2 separate regions of the Mus musculus genome follow, and region 2 is linked to region 1. A link is a loop called in an ENCODE intact Hi-C map of the cell type or tissue named here. Cell type or tissue: heart. All regions are shown on one strand. Links, peaks and the distances in the headings refer to the core of each region. The heading gives the core; the rest is flanking DNA.

What was found. Hi-C counts contacts between places; a loop is a spot of excess contacts. Peaks named below come from ENCODE experiments on the same cell type or tissue, not always from the same donor. Only the 100,000 strongest peaks of a DNase experiment are listed, where the experiment ranks them.
Region 2: it touches region 1 in a loop (10-fold over the local background); 2 of 42 quality-filtered maps call a loop at or near these places.

Annotation. Positions count from the first base shown.
Region 1 is chr4:133,808,687-133,818,797 of GRCm38, reverse strand. It overlaps Gm34296, which reads left to right and starts at 3,653. Exons shown (of 4, transcript XM_030253992.1): 1 at 3,653-3,659; 2 at 4,831-5,721. The coding sequence starts at 3,653. Gm12974 (predicted gene 12974) reads right to left here and starts at 2,319. Exons shown (of 3, transcript NR_168140.1): 1 at 2,168-2,319; 2 at 1,184-1,305. In heart, for the core only: a CTCF peak has its summit at 4,428 (motif pointing right); DNase peaks (open chromatin) are centred at 2,437, 4,597, 5,007, 5,317 and 1 weaker place; H3K4me3 peaks cover 3,776 bases; H3K27ac peaks cover 4,517 bases.
Region 2 is chr4:133,724,772-133,734,882 of GRCm38, reverse strand. All of the region lies in intron 1 of Arid1a (AT rich interactive domain 1A (SWI-like)), which reads left to right. Among named protein-coding and RNA genes, the nearest start is that of Mir7227, 13 kb to the right of the region's middle. In heart, for the core only: no CTCF peak of the experiment used is centred there; DNase peaks (open chromatin) are centred at 5,082 and 5,702; H3K4me3 peaks cover 1,994 bases; H3K27ac peaks cover 2,949 bases.

The DNA of each region.
Region 1 (10,111 bases), core at 1,204-9,203:
AGGACTATCTGGATCCAATTTTAACATCTTAAAAGTTCTTTATTGCCGGGCGTGATAACACACGCCTTTAATCCCAGCACTTGGGAGGCAGAGGCAGGCAGATTTCTGAGTTCCAGGCCAGCCTGGTCTACAGAGTGAGTTCCAGGACAGCCAGGGCTACAGAGAAACCCTGTCTTGAAAAACCAAAAAACAAAACAAAGCAAAACAAAAAAGTTCTTTATTGAGACCATCTATACTCTCATTTGTTTGCTTGTTTTTACTATGTATTATTTTATATTACATTTTAAAATATTTTGTATTATAAAAATACTATTATTTAATGTACATGCATGAGTACCTGCACATAGGTATGTGAATCAGGTTCATGACTGGTGTCCAAAGAGGACCAGGACTGGATGCCCTGGAACTGAAGTTACAAGTGGTTGTGAGCCACCATGGGTGCTGGGAAAAGAACCATGTTTATTCTCTGCAAGTGCTTTTTACTGAGCCATCTCTCCAGCTCAGTCAGGCCTGCCTACTTTTGTTTGATTTTTTTTTTCCCCCAAAAGCAAAATAACTTAGGGGACTGAAGACAAATGTAATTTGGTAGGATGCTTGCCTAGGCTATCTCTCATGGTGATTGAAGCCAGCAGGGAGTACACAGCAAGGCCTGCCCTCAAAATTTAATAAGTAAATCTATAAGCACAAGATCAGATAATCACTCCGGTAAATTCAGACATGGTGAGACGTAGGTAGTAGAGGTGGTTATGGTAGTAGCATCCATTACAGTAACCAGCACTGGGGAAGGAAACAGGCAAGTAAGTTCAAGGACAACCTGAATTCTATAGCATGAGACTTTTTCTTTGGGGGGGATTGGGGTTGTTTTTGTTTTTCCAGACAGGGTTTCTCCGTGTAACAGCCTTATCTGTCCTGGTATTCACTTTTTTTTTTTTAAAGATTTATTTATTTATTATAAGTACGTACACTGTAGCTGTCTTCAGACACACCAGAAGAGGGAGTCAGATCTCGTTACGGATGGTTGTGAGCCACCATGTGGTTGCTGGGATTTGAACTCCGGACCTTCGGAAGAGCAGTCGGGTGCTCTTCCTGGTATTCACTTTATAGACCAGGCTAGCCTGGAACTCACAGAGATCTACCTGCCTCTGCCTCCTGAGTGCTTGGGATTAAATTCTGTGCCACTCACTGCCTGACTTGGTTCCACCAGAGTCTCTTCAGAAGTGCCAAAAGGTGGGGCTATGGGTCTGTGGTAGAGTGCTCGCTGTGCTTGTGCGAAGTCTTGGCCTCATCTCCAGCATCCCAAGAGAACTGTGGAGGACAAAGGGAACCCTTGAATTTCAAGAATCTATTATCTGCAGTCTTTTAGACAGTGCTAATTGCTGTGTTTTCCAACAAACTGCTTAGACAGTAAAGCTACTTTATTCTAAGGTACTGTATTCTAAATAATGGCACAGGGTCACGCAGGTGACCTAGTTTATATTTACAAGACCTATGTATATTCTAAGCTAAAATATATGCCTAAAGTTCCTACCCATCTGTTCTAAGGTCTTGCTACAGCCCACCCAGGACAAGTCTACTTCCTTTGTAAAACAAAGCAAAAGAAAAAGCCAAAAAAAAAAAAAATCAAAACTTTTTAAAAAAAATTGAGACAGGGTTTTAGCCTGGAATTTTCTATGTAGACCAGGCTGGCCTCAAACTTGTAGAGATCTTCTAGCCTCTGCCTCAATAGCACTCGGATTCCAGGCATGTGAGACCACACCACACTTAACAAGTCCAATTCTTTTTCCATCACTCAGAAGTCCACCTTTCCGGATAAGCCAGGGGTTGAAGCTTTCGCCTTAATTTGGCTAACTGTTGTCATTATGATATTCCTTAAAGGAAACCTCATTACTTAGGAATGGTCTAACCATGCAGAGTGCAGCTTTTTCCCTGTTCCAGAAGCTGTGTTTCCATTAATCCAACCTAAGATGATTCTTGTTCCAGAGCCCTGTGTGGAGAGACAACCGTCCTGACTCCTCAGCACCTTCCTTGCCTTGTGCGTGTTTATGTTCCTTCTGTGGCTCTGTCGTAACATGCCCATATGCTTCTCTATTGCACGACCTTGATCTTCATTCTTTGCACTGTATTGCCGATCCGAAGTGCACACATGCTACATTTATTTTCCTCTCACCTTCCATCACCTCCTCTCTTTCCACTTTCACTTCCTGACGCCTCCCTGGTCCACCATGAGTGTATCCAGGCTGTTTTCCAGGCAGCCTCCCTCTTTTTATCAAGTAGTAGGCATGTTCCAACACATCACTGTGCCACTGCCCAAATGTGTCTAACCTGGTTAGCACTTAGAATGCAGACGCTGACAGTCGGACGCTGGTTTCCAAGACACTAATCTGATTTGGGAACGCTTCCTCTAAGCACATCTCAAATTTCACTTCCTTGAAGTTCCAAGCAAAGACCTAGCCTAGCCTAGGAGCTGCTGCTCATACAGACAACACTCTCCATGAAAAAAAGTAGTGAACAGACACTGTTCATTCCGCCGACAGTTAAGTGAGGATCAGCCTGGGCGACAAGAAGCAGCTGGAAACAGCCTGTATTCAAATCCTAGAACTATTGTTCTCCGCCTGGGTGTTCCTGGTAACTGCTCGCATTCTAGAATGAGCACAGCCACTGTGGCCAACTCTTGGACCTGCTGTGAGCAGTTAAGTCACTCAGAGCATTTAGAACAGGGTCTAGCTCTCACATAGTTAAAACAGGCATTATTATTATTATTCCCCCGAGGTGTAAAAGGATTTAAAAGTACAACAGAAATGAGATTATTTCTGCCAGGCTTTCCTGCTCAGGTCTCTGCAAGCCTTGGTGTGGAGGTGGCTTTATAAGGAAGCGGACATTCAGAGGGAGACTCACGAGTCATTTGTGAATGAATGCCCTCGATCTGGGGCTAACAAGGAACAGGGGGCAATTGTTATTTAAGAGGAAGAGTAAAGGCCAGAAAACCAGAGCGGAGCCCCCGACTTAAGAGCTTCCTTTCCTGCCTACTGGAAACCAACAAAGCAGAGACAACAAACAAACCTGTCTCAGCCCGAAAGAGGCAAAGGTGGCTTCTAGCTGGACTTCACAAAAGTGGGCTAAAAGGTTAAAGTCTCCAGATTTAAAAAAAAAGAAGAAGAAAAGAAAGAAAGCACGAGCTCTCCTGTCCCTTCAAAACGTCCCTTTTTATTTTTTGGTCACAGAGCTGTTTAGTATGGAATTCTAGAAAATGCCAAGGGTCCCACAGACTTCTATACTTTGTGACATTGCATGGTTCACGGGTAGACTACACTAACATATAAGAAATTAGTTTAGGTTGTGTCAAATCACCTTAAAACACACTAAGTAAATGGGAAGGGCCCGAACAAAGAGACTTATTAAGCTGGTTTAACCGCATTCAGCTTCACTATGCTTAATCCGCTTCAGGGGTTCGCGTTAAACAACAAACTCGGTTTCTTGGCCTAAACCTTTTTTCCTAAAAGGACACTTTCTTGCAAGTGTGATGTTTGTTTACGTCTTTTCAGTCCCCGGGAGAGAAAAGAATTTACCTGACTGGGTTGCATTTTCGGACAATATCGACTAGAAAACGGAAAGAGAGGGCGATGGGTTATACAATTCTTGAAACTACTGAGGCATGGAAAGTGTGTGATTGTTCAGTCCCAGAAAAAGGCCAGTTACTGACACCCGGGTTGAGGACTTCATCCAGCAGCGCATTAAATAAGGCTGCGAGAGAAAGAATAAGGTGTAATTAAGCCGGTGTTGTTCGTGCCTGCTTACGGGGCCTGGCAGCAATTTGGTTGAACACCCTTCATCTTGAGAAATTTATAATTTGGCAGTAAGTTGGCAGGAACCCAGTTCAATATTGCAAAATCTGGGAAATGTCGAAACGTGGCTGGCTCACTGAACTTTTCCGGGGTCTTTCGAATTATTACTATTTTTTTTCCTTCCTCTCGGATTCAGAGAGCAGCGTGCCTCTTCAGAGAAGGCCACGAGGTTTTTTAAAAGCACAAAGTCAAGGAAGCGCAGTCATGAGGGCCGCGAGCAAACTTTCCTGACTCCGACCTTTGTGTGCACACCGGGGGAGAAACGGGTTTCCACTGCTAAAGCCGAGTTCAAGCGGTTGGTGGCCCTTTAAAAAAAAAAAAAACCCAACACCCCCCCAACCAGTACTTTGGTTTCCGGAGTGCGAGCCGCGCCACGCTTCGCCCAAGCCCCACTCCCCGTTGTTTTTTTTAAAAAGTCCGAGAGAGGTCGCCAGGCTTAAGTGACATGTGGCCAACTCTGGCTGCCTGGGCCCAAGTTGCTCCAACCGGCTTCTCGAAAAGTGGCTGCGAGTTCCCCTGACGGGAAACCGGCCGGTGCTAGCGCGCCCCGGGTCCGGTTCCCACGGAAGCGGCGGCCGCGACGCCTCCGTCGAGGGCGCGGCGAGCGGCAGGGGGCAGCAGCGGGAACCCGTTGTTCTGGAGGCGGGGTGGGGCGGGAAGCGCCCCCCACCTCGGCTTCCGCGCCCTCCCCTCCCCTCCCCCCAGCTCCCTCCCCTCGGCAGGGAGGAGGGCGGGGACGCCGAGCCCTCCCCCCGGGGAGGAGGGGGCCTGCGCGACGCGCACCCCTCCCCCCCGGCCGCTGCTCCTGGCGCCCCGAGGCGGGAGTTTCCAGGAAGAGCTCCGAGCGCGGCCGCACCACCGGGCGCACGGACACGTTAAGTAGTTCCTCCGCGCGGCCTCCTTGGGAGGCCGCGCTCCAGACGCCAGGGCCGGCCCGGGTCGGAACCGTGGAGAGACAAGGATGGAGGCCCGGCCGCGGGGACCTGAGGGCCCGGAGGTCGCCGAGGCCACTTTCCGTCCCCCGGGGAGGGGGAATGTGAGGGGGTGGTACAACGAGTTCCGGCCGCGGGCTCGGGCGCGCCCGGTGGAGTGAAGCGCCGCGCGCTCGAAGCGCTCACAGAGTTAAAGTGGGCGGGAAAACCCGGAGCGGACTCTTCGGTAGCACGCCCGAGCCCTCCCACCCCGCTCTTCGTGGGGGAGGGGACGGGCACGGCAGGAGTCTCCGTCCCGGGCTCCCGACACCCCCCCACGGAAGAAACAGGTGTCCGCCGGTCCCCTCGGGGGACCCCCGCAGGCCTCGCGGGGCCGGGTGGCGCGGGGAGGGCAGGCCAGCCCCTCCTCTGCCAGCGTGCGCACCGTCGGGGCCGGGCGCGCGGTGGCGGCGAACCTCCCGAGCCGGCGGGCGGGTGGGAGGAGCGCGACGCGCATGCGTGCGGTGGGAGCGCGCGTCCCGCCCCCTTGCCCGAGCGACTTCGCTCCTCCCCTCCCCCCACGTCCCTCGGCCGCCACCTCCGCGTCTCCCCCGCAGCCCGCGCGCTCTCCTCCGGGGAGGTGGCCGGTCCTGCCCGTCCACTGACTATAACCCCTTCACCCCAGTTTCGCCCCGCCTCCGCCGAGCTCCGGTACAAACTCCGCTGCCAAGGGCTCGGCTTTAGCATTCCCGCCTCCGCCCTCTCTCTCTCCCTCCCAACCCTAGAGCACTTCCTGCAAACTGCCCGGCTGCGCTGCCGCTGCTGCTTTCCGTTGCGGGCGCGGCACCACCCTGTACCCCGGCTCCCTCTACTTAGCCTGCTCCATTTTACAGATGGGGAACTCAAGGTCGACCCCTGGGAGTTTTGTTTTTTCCAAAATGAAGCACGGGAACTGCCATCCTGGAAGGGTAAACCTCGACTTTCCACAATTTAAGCTACTTCCAGCTGCAGTCCTTAACTCCCCTGGGACCCTGTTGTCCCTCTGGTCTGTAGCAGCCCACCCAGTTGACATATACCAGTGAAGCAGGTGACCCCAAGTCATGGCAGAAAGACGTGTAATAGAGGAGAGGCAAATTAATTGGCAAAGATTTTTTTATTTGCTTTTTGTGGAAGCTTAGCCCATACTGGCCTCGAATTCTTTTTTTTTTTTTTTTTTTTTTTTTGGTTTTTCGAGACAGGGTTTCGAAAAAGAGGCAGGCAGATTTCTGAGTTCGAGACCAGCCTGGTCTACAGAGTGAGTTACAGGGAAGCCAGGGCAACACAGAGAAACCCTGTCTCAAAGCAAAACAAACAAACAAAAAATAACTGTAATATTTTCTCTTAAATTTTATAATTTTGTTATTCTTTCCACTCGAGACTAGAGACCATTCTTTTGAGTTTTGTTTTTTTCTTTTGCGAGACAGGGTTTCTCTGTATAGTCCTGGCTGTCATGGAACTCACCAGGCTGGCCTTGAACTCTGAAATCCACCTGCCTCTGCCTCCCGAGTGCTGAGATTAAAGGCGTGTGCCACCACTGCCTGGTTCTTTTGAGTTTTTGGAAACACTTTTTTTTTTTTTTCAAAGATTTATTTATCATTATACATAAGTACACTGTAGCTGTCTTCAGACAAACCAGAAGAGAGTGTCAGATTTCATTTCGGGTGGTTGTGAGTCACCATGTGGTTGCTGGGATTTGAACTCAGGACCTTTGGAAGAGCAGTCAGTGTTCTTACCCGCTGAGCCATCTCGCCAGCCCCGGAAACACTTTTAAAGAATGTGCTCCCCCAACAACATAAATCACACCATTTGAGAGAGGTAAAGACTCCAGATGTGGCTCAAGCTGACCTGGAACTCATGATCCTACTGCCTCAGCCACCACATCTGGCTCTATTTTATCTTGAGATAACTTTTCTGTTAGTACTGTTGGTCTTCTGTTCTGGGACTCTCCCATATCCCTAGTGTCAGTTCTTCCTTGGACTTTAGGCTCTAATTACAGTTAGCTCATGTCCATAAGAGATTTTCAAGAGAATTGATGAAAGCCAAGAGAATCCTGAAAACAGTAGCTCTCTAAACTTACTGTGGGACATAAACTTAAAAGCTATATCAGGAATTTACTTATTCCTACCCCCCCCCCGCCGTGTGTGTGTGTGTGTGTGTGTGTGTGTGTGTGTGTGTGTGTTTGCATAGGTTGTGTGAAGGTCAGAGGACAACCTGTAGGAATCTTTCTATCTACAATGTGGGTTCTTGGGAATTTAACTCTGGTTATCGGATCTTTCTGTGCTGAGCCATCTGTCTGCCCCATAACCAGAAATTTAAGGGAACAAAAGACTTATGTTGTATTTTTCATTTTTAGGGACTCATCATTTCAGATTAACTGTTTTGAGGGTTTCATTGCAAACATTGTAAATATGTTTTGGTTCAGTATTGATTTGCTTTATTTTTTCCTCCCCCAAGACAGGGTTTCTCTGTGGGCCCTGGCTGCCCTGGAACTCAAAAACATCCACCTGCCTCTGCCTCCCTAGGGTTGAGATTAAAGGCGTGAACCGCCATGTTTTCCTGAGACCGGGTCTCCCACTGAACCGAAAGTTTGCCAATCTAGTTAGATTGGCTGTTCAGGCAAGCCCCTACAATCTTCCTGTCTCCGCCTCTCTGTTGGAATTACAAAAACTAAGTCAAATTCATGACAGTGCCCCTCCTGCAGCCTCTGGGTGCTGCAATTATGGATGAAGACTTCCATCCCCAGCTAAGAAAGTCAAACTACTTTTTGGCCAATTTAGAAAGCTGTATGTCCTTTTTTTCTAGAGAAACGGTCTTACTCTAACTGGGACTAATCTAGGCCCTACTAAGTAGCTATATAGCCAAGGCTTACCCTGAACTTACAGTATTCCCCTGCCTCAGCTTCCTGACTGCTGACATTACAGATGCTCAACACAGTGCCTGGGATCTGGCGATTTTTACAGGGCTCTAAAGATTCTATCGGACTTCTGCTTGGCCTTCAGAGTCTGCTGTTGGATCCTAGTCTGCAAGCCCATGCTCTCAGGGTCTGTGCTGAAGATAATGTAACTAGGTTTTCAGCTCAAACCTATTTCATTTCTAACATTTAAATTCAGAAGTTAAATTGGAAGAATGTCACGAACATTGTCGTTCTTAAGTAAAATGAAAAAAATTACATATGGAAAATATATTACTTGTGATTGAATCTAGGGATAATTTCCAGAGCTCTTGTATGTTATTGCATTGCTACTCAACCTACAACAGTGTCTCGGGGACATTAGAGTCATTTTGCTGTGGTTTACGCAGCACACTGAACCAGGATAACGGGCACTCTGTGACTCCAGAGGGGAATCACATTATAAGACTAAAGAGGCTCCTGTCTGCAGCTTCACTGCTGTAGAGACTGAAGCAGGAATATTGTCAGGAGTCAAGCTTAGCTTGTGCTACACAGCAAGCTTCAGGCCAGCCTGGGCTACAGAGTGAAGCTCCGAAAAGGAAGGGGATGCAAGGGAGAGGCCATGAGATGGCTCCTTTCTGCCAGATCGGAAAAGCAGAGTGGGATCCTGGGAATCCACAGGTAAAAGGAGACACCCAAGTCCTGCAAGTTGTCCTCTGACCGTCACATGTGTGTTGCAGTACACGTACGCACTCACACTACATACGTAGACACACACACATAAAATAAATTAGAGAGCAGGCGGTGATTGCTCATGCCTTTAATCCCAGCACTTGGGAGGCAGAGGCAGGCAGATTTCTGAGTTCAAGGCCACCCAGGTTTATAAAGTGAGTTCCAGGACAGCCAGGACTATACAGAGAAACCCTGTCTCAAAAATAAATAAATAAGAGAGAGAACTAGGGATCCGTTGACATAGCTTACCACCCAAGCATGAGGAGCTGATGGGAATCCCCAAATCTGAATTGAGCAAACACTTGTAATCCCATACTAGGAGGTAGCATAAATCTCAGGTCACAGTGAGCCTAGGTCAGACTGAGAGACTGTCTGGAAAACAAGATGGATGACTTCTGGGGAACTGCATCTGAGATTGGCCTCTGCCTTCCACAGGAGTGGACACACATGCGCCCATACATACATGAAAATGCACATAGCTCCCCCCACACACATGACAAGCTGTCAGCTTCTCAGGCTGGTATCCAGGTCCTTGCATCAGATCACTATTGTAGGTTTGTGTCCAGGCTGGATGTATTTACTCACTAATTTATTTAGCTTCTGGGTATTGAACTCAAGGCCCATGTGTACTAACTAGACAAGTGCTCTTTCCTACTGCTGTATTCCCAGGTACATAGTGTGCTGTCTGACCCTCTCCTCGTGCATCCCCCCTCCCCAGACAAAATCTTACGTGTAACCCAAGCTTCTGGTCTCAAACTTAACATCCTTCTACCTAAGATGTCTAAATGGTGTGAAATAGGTATACACACTGACACTCAGCTACTGAAATCTGAACTCCTCTCTCTGTCTCTCTCTGTCTCTCTGTCTCTCTCTCTGTCTCTCTCTCTCTCTCTCTCTGTCTCTCTGTTGTTCAGAAGAACTAGAATCCACCATATCCCTGACTGGTCTTGGATTTGTGGCAAAGCTCCCAGCTTGCCCTACCAAGTCTTATGACCACAGGTGTGCACTCTCACACCCAGATAAGCTGGGCCTTTTTGTTTTTAAGACCAAGGTCTCAGGTAACCTAAGCTATGTTCTAATTCACTTTTTTTTAGGTGTGCATATTACATGTTAGTATGTGTGCACATATATGTGCATTTTCGATGTGTGTGTGTGTGTGTGTGTGTGTGTGTGTGTATGTGTATTTAGAGACCAGAAGTTGATATTGTGATCTTCCTCCATGTCCATCTCCTATCTTTTGTGGTGGTGGTGGTTTTGTTGTTGTTGTTGTTGTCTGTTTATTTTTTGGTTTTTGTTTTTGTTTTTGTTTTTTTGTTTTGTGTTGTTGTTTTGTCTTGAGACAGGGCCTCATTCTGTAGTTCTGGACATCCTGGAATGCTATATAGTCTAAGCTGGCTTGGAACTTAGAAATCCGCCTGCTCCTGCTTCTGAGTGTTTGGCATGAAGGAGTGCACACCAGCACACCTGGCTAAATTAGGGTTCTTAACATTTCCATCTCTCTAGCCATTTTATTTTTTATTTTTTTATTTTTTTTTTAAAGATTTATCTGTTTGTTTGTTCATTTATTATATGTATGTACACTGTAGCTATCCTCAGACACTCCAGAAGAGGGAGTCAGATTTCGTTACGGATGGTTTTGAGCCACCATGTGGTTGCTGGGATTTGAACTCAGGACCTTCGGAAGAGCAGTCAGTGCT
Region 2 (10,111 bases), core at 659-8,658, 83 kb after region 1:
TCAGTGGTTAAAGAGTCTGTGACCCCCCCACCCCCAAAAAAGAAGCTTTTCATACTTTTAATTGCAGATACCTAGATACCTGGAGTGGGTCATGTGGAAGGTACTGTCTGTGTTGTCAGAATCCTTCCTTGGAAGGAGCTATTGGGCAAATTCCTCGGGGAAAACAGACTGAAAATAGGTGCTTTGGACACAGCATCTGATTTGTGTGTTGGTGTTTTTAAAAGTTATTTCAAAGCTGTATTTTGCCTTCTTGCTTTTGAGGGTCAGAGGTTGTGGCTATTATACATACGGCACTCTTAAGGATTATTTCATCTTGTGTACTTAACATTTGAGCTGTCAGATATCTTTGTTAAACATGAAAATTTAAAATTTTTACTTAGTTGTGGGGGACAGAGTGTATGGCATGCGTGGAGATCAGAGGACAACAGAAATTGGTTCCTTCCCATCATTTGGCTCCTGAGTGTGGAACTCATGTCACCAGTCACCAGGTTTGGTGGCGAGTATCTTACTTATCCTATAGCCAATAGTGTCTGTCCAAAGTTTGTTGTTTGAGGTAGTGTCAGGCTGTGTTGTTGCCCAGGCTAGCCTTGACTTTCCAGTCTCCTGCCTCAGTCTTCTGGGTAGCTAGAATCACAAGGGATGGACTATCCACACAGCTAAACAAAAGGATTAATCCCTGTTGTATGAATGGACGCTCGCTAGCACTTGCCGAAGTGCTACACCCTATCCTTTGTTTTTGTTTTCTTAATTACAACCTTAATTTGATCACTAGTTAGCCTCTCGTTGATCATGTGAAACTTCTGTTCTTTGGGGTAAATGTTAATTGCTCTGGTTTTTAATGCTTTGTTTGCTGCTGGAAATTTGGGACTCAAACAGGAAGATGGCTAAGGATGTTAGATGACAGGCCCAGCATTAAATCACCCAACCCATAGCTTCCTCCTGCACTTAACTGTCTAGGCTGTCGAGGCACGCGTTAAGCAGGTGTAAGCATCTACGGCTTTGTGTGATAACGGTATGACGGAACTAAAAAATGAAGAGACTGTTTGTACAAAGGTTCAGGGTCTGTGTTTTAAATGGTTCACAGAAAAGGCCACACTGAAGCTTGTCTGCTCAGGAGCTGCATTTGTTTGTGTATGTTGAGATGGGGGTCTTGTGTGCGCCACTCTGGCCTCAGCTCTGTTGCTGAGGACGACTGGAACTTCAGAGCCTCTCCCTGTTTTCACCTGAGTCGTGGGATTTCAGGCATGGTCACCTGTCTCCCATCTGTTCCTCTGTTCCCTGTCACTTTGCACCTTCTTAGAAAGTGAACCAACCCAGTGTTTTTGTTTAGCCTTGGAGAGTTCACATAAAAGGTCCCTGTCTAGAAGAAATGAGTGTTCCAGCATCAAGGAATAATCTTCAAGACTGGAGCATGTCTAGTTGGATTGAGGCCCACTTTTCACTGGTTCTCTTGCTCTGACCCCTGGGATGCTACTGCAGCGCTGTGGTAGTCTTCCTTCTTATCTATGGTTCTGCTTTCTGAGGTTTTAGGTACCAACACTCTACTCCTATCTGAAAAGTCTATGGAAAACTCCATGTCTTTGGGAGACAAAGGAGCTGGGGGTCTGAACTTAGTCTTTCTGCTTGTGCACTTATAATTTGTTGTTGCAAATGATTTATTACTGTTAACCTCTTGGTACATGTTATATATAAATTAAATTTCTTCAGCCATGTATGTATTGAAAAGTGTGTGTGAGAGTGAGTTGAGTGAACATGTATATTATGTGCAGTTTTAGATAGGGAGGGACTGTTATATGATTATTTTATTCTCTATCTCAGTTATTTCAGGCTGGCTCATATAGCTAAGAAATACATGAGTTTTTTGCTTTGTTTTGTTTTTGTTTGTTTCTTGCTTGTTTTCCCTGTACTGGGAATCAAGTCCAGGTCTTCATACTAGACAAACACCGAGAGCCACGAGTCTTAGCTCACGCTGCGCATGCGTGCGTTCCTGCTCTCCGTCCTAGGTTTTGAGATAGTATTCTTCCCTGGACCTGGAGCTTGCTATTTCTGCTACCCCAGCATCGAGGTTATAGACACCCATTCTGTGCTTGGCATCTACACAGGAGCTGGGGGTCTGAACTTAGTCTTTCTGCTTGTGCAGCAAGTACTCTAACCACTGGGCAAGCTCCTTAATCCTTTCCGTGTGTCTGTGTGTCTGTCTTGTCTTTCTATCTATCTTCCTTCCATTCTTTTTAGATAGTTTCTCACCTTGTTTCTCAAAGCTGTCATCAAACTGCAATTCTCCTTTGGTCTTTTGAGTAGTGGAATGATTATTGTGAATGAAATACAACATACCTGGCTATTCTTTCTCTCCCCCTTCCCCCATGTGGATGTATGTTTTGAGATAGACTTTGACTATGTAGACCTGGCTGGCCTCTGATTCAGTGGAAATCTCCAATTGATCTGCCTGTTTCTCCCTCTGTGCTCAGTTACCTTTCTATTTTGATGAAGAAACTGAGGGATATAGAGTTAGAAATACCATGGGCAAAGCTCTCAGTCCTTTTGCTCAGCAAGGCCGTACATGTTTTCTGTTTCTTTGTAACAGAATCCTGGCTGTCCTCAGACTCAGCAAGATCATCCACCTTTGCCTCCCAAGGGCTGGGTTTAAAGGTGTGCCCGACCTTCACTGGCCTCTGGGGCCTTTTTAGTCTCTCAGTCCGGTATTTTGCAATCTGAAGACCTTCTCCTTAAAATATGAGATCTTGCATACAGTTCTAGCTTCCTAGAGTTTATGAAGTTAAGGGTGCACACAGTACGTGGACGCCTGACCCTGTCTCCTCACCACCGACTCAGACCCCGGATGGTAGGATTGGGACCCAGAACCTGAGTGAGTTAAAGTTGATTCACTTTTTTTTCTTTGTAATTTTTTTATTAGATATTTTCTTCATTTACATTTCAAATGCTATCCCCCAAATCCCCTATGGCCTCCCCCGTGATTCAGTCTTCTGTCTGTGCCTTCCCATGGAGCTGCTGTAAGAAACTGGGATTGCAGCTTCTGCCTCAGCGTGCTCTCCCCGGACTGCTGTGGCTGTCTTATCCTGGAGAATTGTAAACCAGATCTATCAGATAGATAACCTTTCAGTTTTTACTTGTTCTCTTGGGGCCTTACCCTGTTTTTATGGCCCTGTGTTCCTTTTTTAGATCTGTGGGCAGTTGTTGCTGCTGTTGTTGAGATAGGTTTTCTCTATTTTGTAGCTCTGGCTGTCCTAGAATTTACTTTGTAGATCAGACTGGCCTTGAACGATGAAAGATCAGCCTGCCTCTGCTAGGGTTAAATACATTGACTACAGCACACAGCAAGAGGAATATTTTTATGAAAAAGTTGCTTGTTTGCCTTAGAGACTATAGTTGGAAGTACGGAAACTGGAAAGTCTGTCACAAGGCAGTCTTCCTCTGTAAAGGGTGGCTGCTGAAAGTGCCCTGGACAGACAGACAGTTTTCTCATTTGTTGGGAAATTCATTAGTTTTCCTAGCTGCTTTATATGAAGCACTCTTTCTGGTGCCAGTGAAGAAGTGAAGAAATAACAGGCGCCTGGTTGTGGCTTTTCTGGCATGATTGTTTGGGTGGGTAGCCGTGAGGGGTTATTAAAATTGGCTCTCATCTGTAAGTTTCATTAGGTGGTTTAGTGACTTTTTCTTTAGTCTTCTTTTCTCAACACTAACAAGCTTTCTATGGCCCTTTGGTCTGGATAGGACTCCATAGTTAACTCTTTCTGATGTTGAGTTAGAATCTAGCTCTGGGAGGGTGTCTGGGTGCCTAATCCAGGCCATCCTTTGAATTTTCTGTGTCCTGAGTGCTGGGACTATAGCTATGCATGGGGCATGCCCAGCTTGTTCAGTATCATTATGAGGTAGTGTGGATTTGGAAGGACTGGAAGGATCTCAGTTCTGGTGGCTGCCTTTATCTGATAAATTGGAAGTGTGCTCTTATTCTCCTTTTAAACGTAGGGAAATTTGAAAGAATTTAATACAACAAAACGTACTTTGGGGGATGGTGGTTGCAAATTAGCAGCCACATAGGCAGATGACCAGAATTTGAATGAAGTGTTTTTATCTTCTGTAAAGAAGTAAATTGGCACGTGGTCTCCAGATTATATATAACGCGGCTCCCAGGACGTGTGGGTTTGACTCTGGATAAAATGTTAGCGTACTTCCATTTCTCCATGGATGAGATGGCTTTGATGAGGCTCAATAGGAGGGTAGGGTAGGGGGGGTAGGTTATTGTCCTGGCATGTAGTCATGTTTCCCCTGTTTAAAAGTACAACACAGGGCTGGTATGGTATAACTGCCTGTAGTCTCAGCACTACTGATGATCATTTGAGCCAAAGAGTTAGAAACCAGCCTGGACAAGATAGCAAAACACTATCAAATGAACAAAACAACACCCCATCCTATAGTCCCTTATTCAGGGTCTCAGGACAGAGCTGATGTCAGCTGATTTCATAGTACTTCCTCTTGGATTGGTTCAGATCATACCAGTCCTCAGCCCCATGGTGAATGGGAGGAAGTGGAGGTAGGCAGAGATGGCCTGTAGCTATAGAGAAAAGGGACAGTGGAATGATTTATGCTGCTCAATTTATGTACTAGGGAGCAAGGCTGCTCTTGCAGAAGTCCCTTTAGTCCTAAGATCTAAGTGATTTCTGTGGAGCTGGCAGGGAAAGTAAAAAGCCTGTTGGTTGGGAGAGGCCTTAACTTTTGTACTTATCTCTGCCTGGAGTGCCCTTAACAGAGGAGGGTCCCCTCCGGGAACTGATCAACAGCTGCTGCCAGTCCCTAGAATCACAGGAAGTGGAGGCCTGGTGCCTTTGTATAGAAGCTCTGCAGCCAGACAATAGTTTGTGCTGGCGGGGCCATGTGGCGAGTCACGTGACCCGAGGCTGTATTCTGCTGGGGTCCTTACCCATCTGTTCTCTCGGCTCTTTCTGGGTTATCAGGCGCCAGTCCAAGTCTTCCCAGGCAGCCAGCTTCATGGCCAGAGATTACGAGCACTAACCTTCCTGGCAGGGTCGGTGTGGCTTCGAGTTTATGCAGATTAGCCATGTGTTTCTCACTTCAAGGCGGTCCACAGGAAAAGCCTTTTCCTGTGTTTGGCTCTCAGTGGGCGGTTCCCAGCTTACTGTACTGGGACTCAAGCTGCAGGCACGCACGAGAGGGATCACAGTACACTGCCCCCCCCTCCACCTCCAATGCTACGTCACCACAACACAACCACTCACGCTCTCATACTGTTGGTGTCATTCATTCCGTGCCAAGATTGCTTTAAAAAATTCCCTTGGCCCCAGTTCAAACAGGAGTACAGCTGGGATGTGTTAGATTTTAGGCAGTCTGCCCTCAATTTGAGATGAGTTATAAATAGCAGTGCCGACTTCCTTAACTACCGCTCTCTGAGGTAAAATGCAGGTTAATTACTGTGGGAATCAATTAGGGGCTTCTTTCGGTTAAAGAGCCAGGGATGCATTTTTATTGTTATTATTAAAACTCATAAACAAATCTGGCCAGGAATAAATTGAAAGCACGAGAAGTACAAAATAATATTTGGAGGCCCAAAATCCAAGGGTATGGCTCTAGGTTTATCCTGGCACCGACTAGTTGGCATCTAGAGCGGAAAACACAAGTGTGTGCTGGTCAGGACTTCTCCTTTCCAAAGATGGAGGCTCTTGGCAGTCCCTGGCCCAACCTTTCATTTTGTTCTTTCGAGTCTTTGGCACAGCTAGGCATAAAAGTTGGCCCTTACCTCCGCTTCTGGTCACCTCTTCTCTGTATCTTTGGCTTCTGACTGTCCATTCTCTCGCAGACTTATTTCAGGATCAGAGATTGTTTTTCCTGGTGCCACTACCACATGGTGTGGGGAGTAATATCTCTTGGTACTCAGAAGTTTTAGTGCGTGCCTGGTTTTGTCTCCTCTTTCAGTGGCTTATGGTCAGATAGAGAATTTGCAACTATGTTTAATATTTTGAGTGTCCCAAAAGTGGTTACTTTTGACTATCTGACACCTAGCCTTGATGAACCTTAAAGCTCAACTTGTTACTTTCAGCAGTTCACAAGGCCACTGTGGCCTTTTCCTGTACATTAAGAACTTGTGAGTGATTCCAGAGCCAGGTGGTCCGGAGGTGCCATTTGCTGGAAGCAGGGAACTCTGCAAGTTGTTAGTGTGCAAGCTGTTTGCACTGAATATACTCGGAAGGATAGGCCTGCACCGGCACCTTTGATGCCCCGAACCGCATTCATTTCATTTGTCAGGCACTTTATAGCTTGGCCAGTGATCTGCAAGGAGCTAAGTGGTGGACTACCCCCCCACCCTTATTTTTATTTTTTTATGAATGCAGGAGAGTATATAGCAGGGGGCCTGGCTTGCCTGATGAAGGGCCAGCATTTTCCTCTCAATTACGTGTCTGTGAGGCAGAGCCTTTGCCTTTGAAGCGTAATCACAGTAATCTGCTCCCGCGGTTTCCTGTTGAAAGGGTTTCCTCTCCATCTTTCCCAGAGTGGCATCTCTGGCTCTTTTGCAGCTACGATTTGGTGTTTCTCCTCCTTTGTGGCTGCTGACTACTGATGCTGGCCGTTTCTATTTTACAGGAGGTAGACATTTTTCTGTTTCAATTGATGAATGAAGATTTGATGTTCTCTACTTTAAGAGATTGGGAGTGGTGCCTCCCCCCCCAACTGCAAACCACATATCTTTCACAGTATTTTTAAATCTCATAAGTAAGTTAGATTCTCTTTTAACATGAAACCAGAGTGGTCTGTTTGTTGGAACTGAACATATTTTTGTTTGGTGAATAGACTGCAATAGTCCATTGATCGTGATAAACCTTTGGTGAGGGGAATGAGTTTGATAACCAAAAAATGTCAGTTTCATTTTGAGAAGCTATTGTTTGACTGTCCTTTAAAGGATCCTACTGTGAGGCCAGAGTAGTCTTAAGACTCCAGGTGCAGGGGAGTTTTGTCTTATCCTGCTTGCCTTGGTAAGTGTTGGAGTTTTGGCCATGTGTTTGGGTTTGGGGCTGGGTGTACGTTATTATAACCCTTGCTGATACAGGTTGGGTTATTTCGATGCCATTGTTCTTCAGGACTATTTTAGCTTCCCCTCTTCTAATTCAGTCGTCCTACTTGATACTGGGGTTGAGGATATCTGCTGCCTTGCTTGCCTGTTCCTTCTGTCAGTAGGAACTGTTGTAGTTGAACAGTTGTCCATCCTTGTATTTGGGGCATTTAGGAGGACTTTGAAAAAAGCCTGAACTCTTATGTCCTGGAATGCAGCCAATAACTCCACCTATTCTGGAGTGTTGGGACCAGGAATTTAAGCTCAATTTGGGCAACATAGTGAGACTCCATGCCATTTCAAAACAAAGTAAAACTACCTTGGACAGCAGAAACAGGAAGCTGTATACATAGCTTGGAATATTTAATATTTATTGGAAAGACATTTAAATACAAGCACTGTGGGAAGCTTATTTTTTTGTTGTTGTTGTTGTTGTCTCATTCTGTAGCCCAGGCTGACAGATTTTTGTAATCTTGGTTTGTGTGGAACTCATGGTGATCCTCCTGCTTCAGCTTCCCAAGTGCTGAGAGTATAGGAATGAGTCACCACACCTGCCTATGGGAAGCTGTGCGTTATGTACATTTTAGGTGATGAGCTAAAGTGTTCCAGGCCAGGCAGTGAGTTAGGATTTAAATTCCAAGTCTATCAAATCACTATACACTTTATTCTTTCTATATGTTAGTGTTGTATAGAATTTAATACGTTTGGAGCCATATGTAGCAGGAAGTGATAAATTATTTGGAAACATTGCTCTCAAATTACATTGTAGCATGATAGACACTAGCCATATGTGATTATGTGGATTTAAATTAATTAAAAGTGGACTAGGAATACAGATTAGTTGTTAGAGTACTTGTCTAACATACATTTTGCCCTGGATTTGATCCCACCCACTACAGAACCTAGATCTGGTGGCACGTACCTTATTCCCAGCACGTGGGTGGCTGGATGGAGGCAGGAACATCAGCAGTTCAAAAGGATTTTGTTGTGTAGCTTGTTTGAAGCCATCCTAGGCTTCTTGAGACCCCGACTTAAAGTAAATAGTCAATAAATAATAAATTAACTAGTGTAAATAAAATGCCAAGCTTAGTAGCATAGGCCTGTAATTTTACTAATTTCAAAGCTTAGGCAGGAACATCAGCATTTATGTCTAGAGGCTGAAGGGATGTCTCAGCTATTAAAGCGCACTTGTATTTACAGAGTACTGGAGGTTGATTCCTAGCACCCACAGTGGCTCACAACTGTCCATAGCTCCAGTTAAAGGGGATCCAGCAACTTTTCCTGAGTTCTTTGGGTACCAGGCATGCACATTGTACACAGGCAAAATACTCAGACACATAAAAGTATACACATCTTTAATCCCAACACTTTGGAAGTTAAAGCAGGGAGATTGTCAAATTGAGGTTAGCCTGGCCCACATGGAGCAAAATCTAAGGGGAAAGGGCAAATAATTCGGCTTCTTCCTTACATTTTGCATAGTTTAAGCATGTAATAGTAACACATTACAGTCACCTTCTTTTTTATTTTTAAATTAATCAGTTAACTTGAGAAGGGTTCCTATTTGTACTTTGGCTGTTCTGGAACTCACTCTGTAGACCAGGCTGACCTCGAACTCAGAAATCCGCCTGACTCTGACTCCCAAGTGCTGGGATTAAAGGTGTGCACAACCATATCCGGCTGAATAATCCCTCTCCTGGATCACACTGATTGCCAGCTAATCATACACATCAGAGATCATTCATAGATCTAGAAGTGGGAGGGGCTCAAGCCCTTCCACACCAACAAAGTTGGAACCCGGAGGCCTGAGCATTTATGAAGCTTCATGGAAATTCCGGGTGTGCAGTCCTTGTTAAAACAGCCACTGCTATAGAAGTTCCATAGTGACACCATCACCATGGTAATGACTAAAACTGGGTAGACCTAGATCAGACTGACAGATAGCCTGAGCATGCTGATCTCTGTTCAGAAGATCCTGTTGTCTTCACTTGAGGGCCTCAAACAGCCCCAGTAGCCTGGGTGAAGTGAGCTGTGATGTGTGGGATCCAAAGACACACTCATACTTCCCCTGGGCATAGCTCCATTGCCAGCAGTATTGTGTCCATAGTCTGAGAGAACTCGGTTTCTGCTTCATTTTGTTTCTCTCAAGGTAAACAAAAGAAAAGTCTACATAGTTATGGCTGTTTCAAGACTTGCTAAATGTAGATGGAGTTGACCCAGCCTCTTAAGTAGCTGGGGTTACAGGTGTGCACCACCACCTCTGTCCACTGCCTGGCTTGTCCTTTGTGGTCGGAGATTCCTTTACAGTAGCTTTACTTACTCCAGTGTGATGACATGCTCATGACTGGGTGGGGACTGTGTAAATGCACCCTGTCTTGGAGCATGTCTCCAAACACTCACATCATTTAGCTTTCTGTCCCTCCACAAAGTGTGACCTGAACCTTGGGTCTCTTATTTGCTAGGGTAGGTAAGTGTTCTACTACTGGGCTATGTTTCCCAGACCTGCAGTGTTTTTTTGGTTTCTCTGTGTAACAGCCATGGCTGTCCTGGAACTATAGACCAGGCTGGCCTTGAACTCACAGTGGTTCTTAAAGTGTGGACCCTGGACCTTTTATGTAGTCACCAGTAGGAAACTTGTTACAAATATGCCTGGCCTGGGTCCTGCTTAGAAATTACTGAACCACAGATGGGTGCCAGTGGGGTGTGGTTTGACAAACTCTTGAGGTGATTTTGATGTGTGCTACTGATTACTGAACTCCGTCAGTTAATGCTGTTTATACCTTTAATACCTATTCTCTATCCCCTATTCCAAATTCAAGATCCTGCTTAAAGTTTTAGGCCTTGTGCCTATCCTATCTCCATGTAGTTCAGAGCTATCTAGAAGCATTCTCCCTTTTCATATTCTCACTGTATACAGATAAGTGTCTCTGGCAGAGGAAGGTATGCTGGGACTATCCTGTAGCTCCATCAGGTTGGAGCTATGTCAGAAAGTGCATGAGCTGATTGAATCTGTCATATCACAAAGGACTGGAA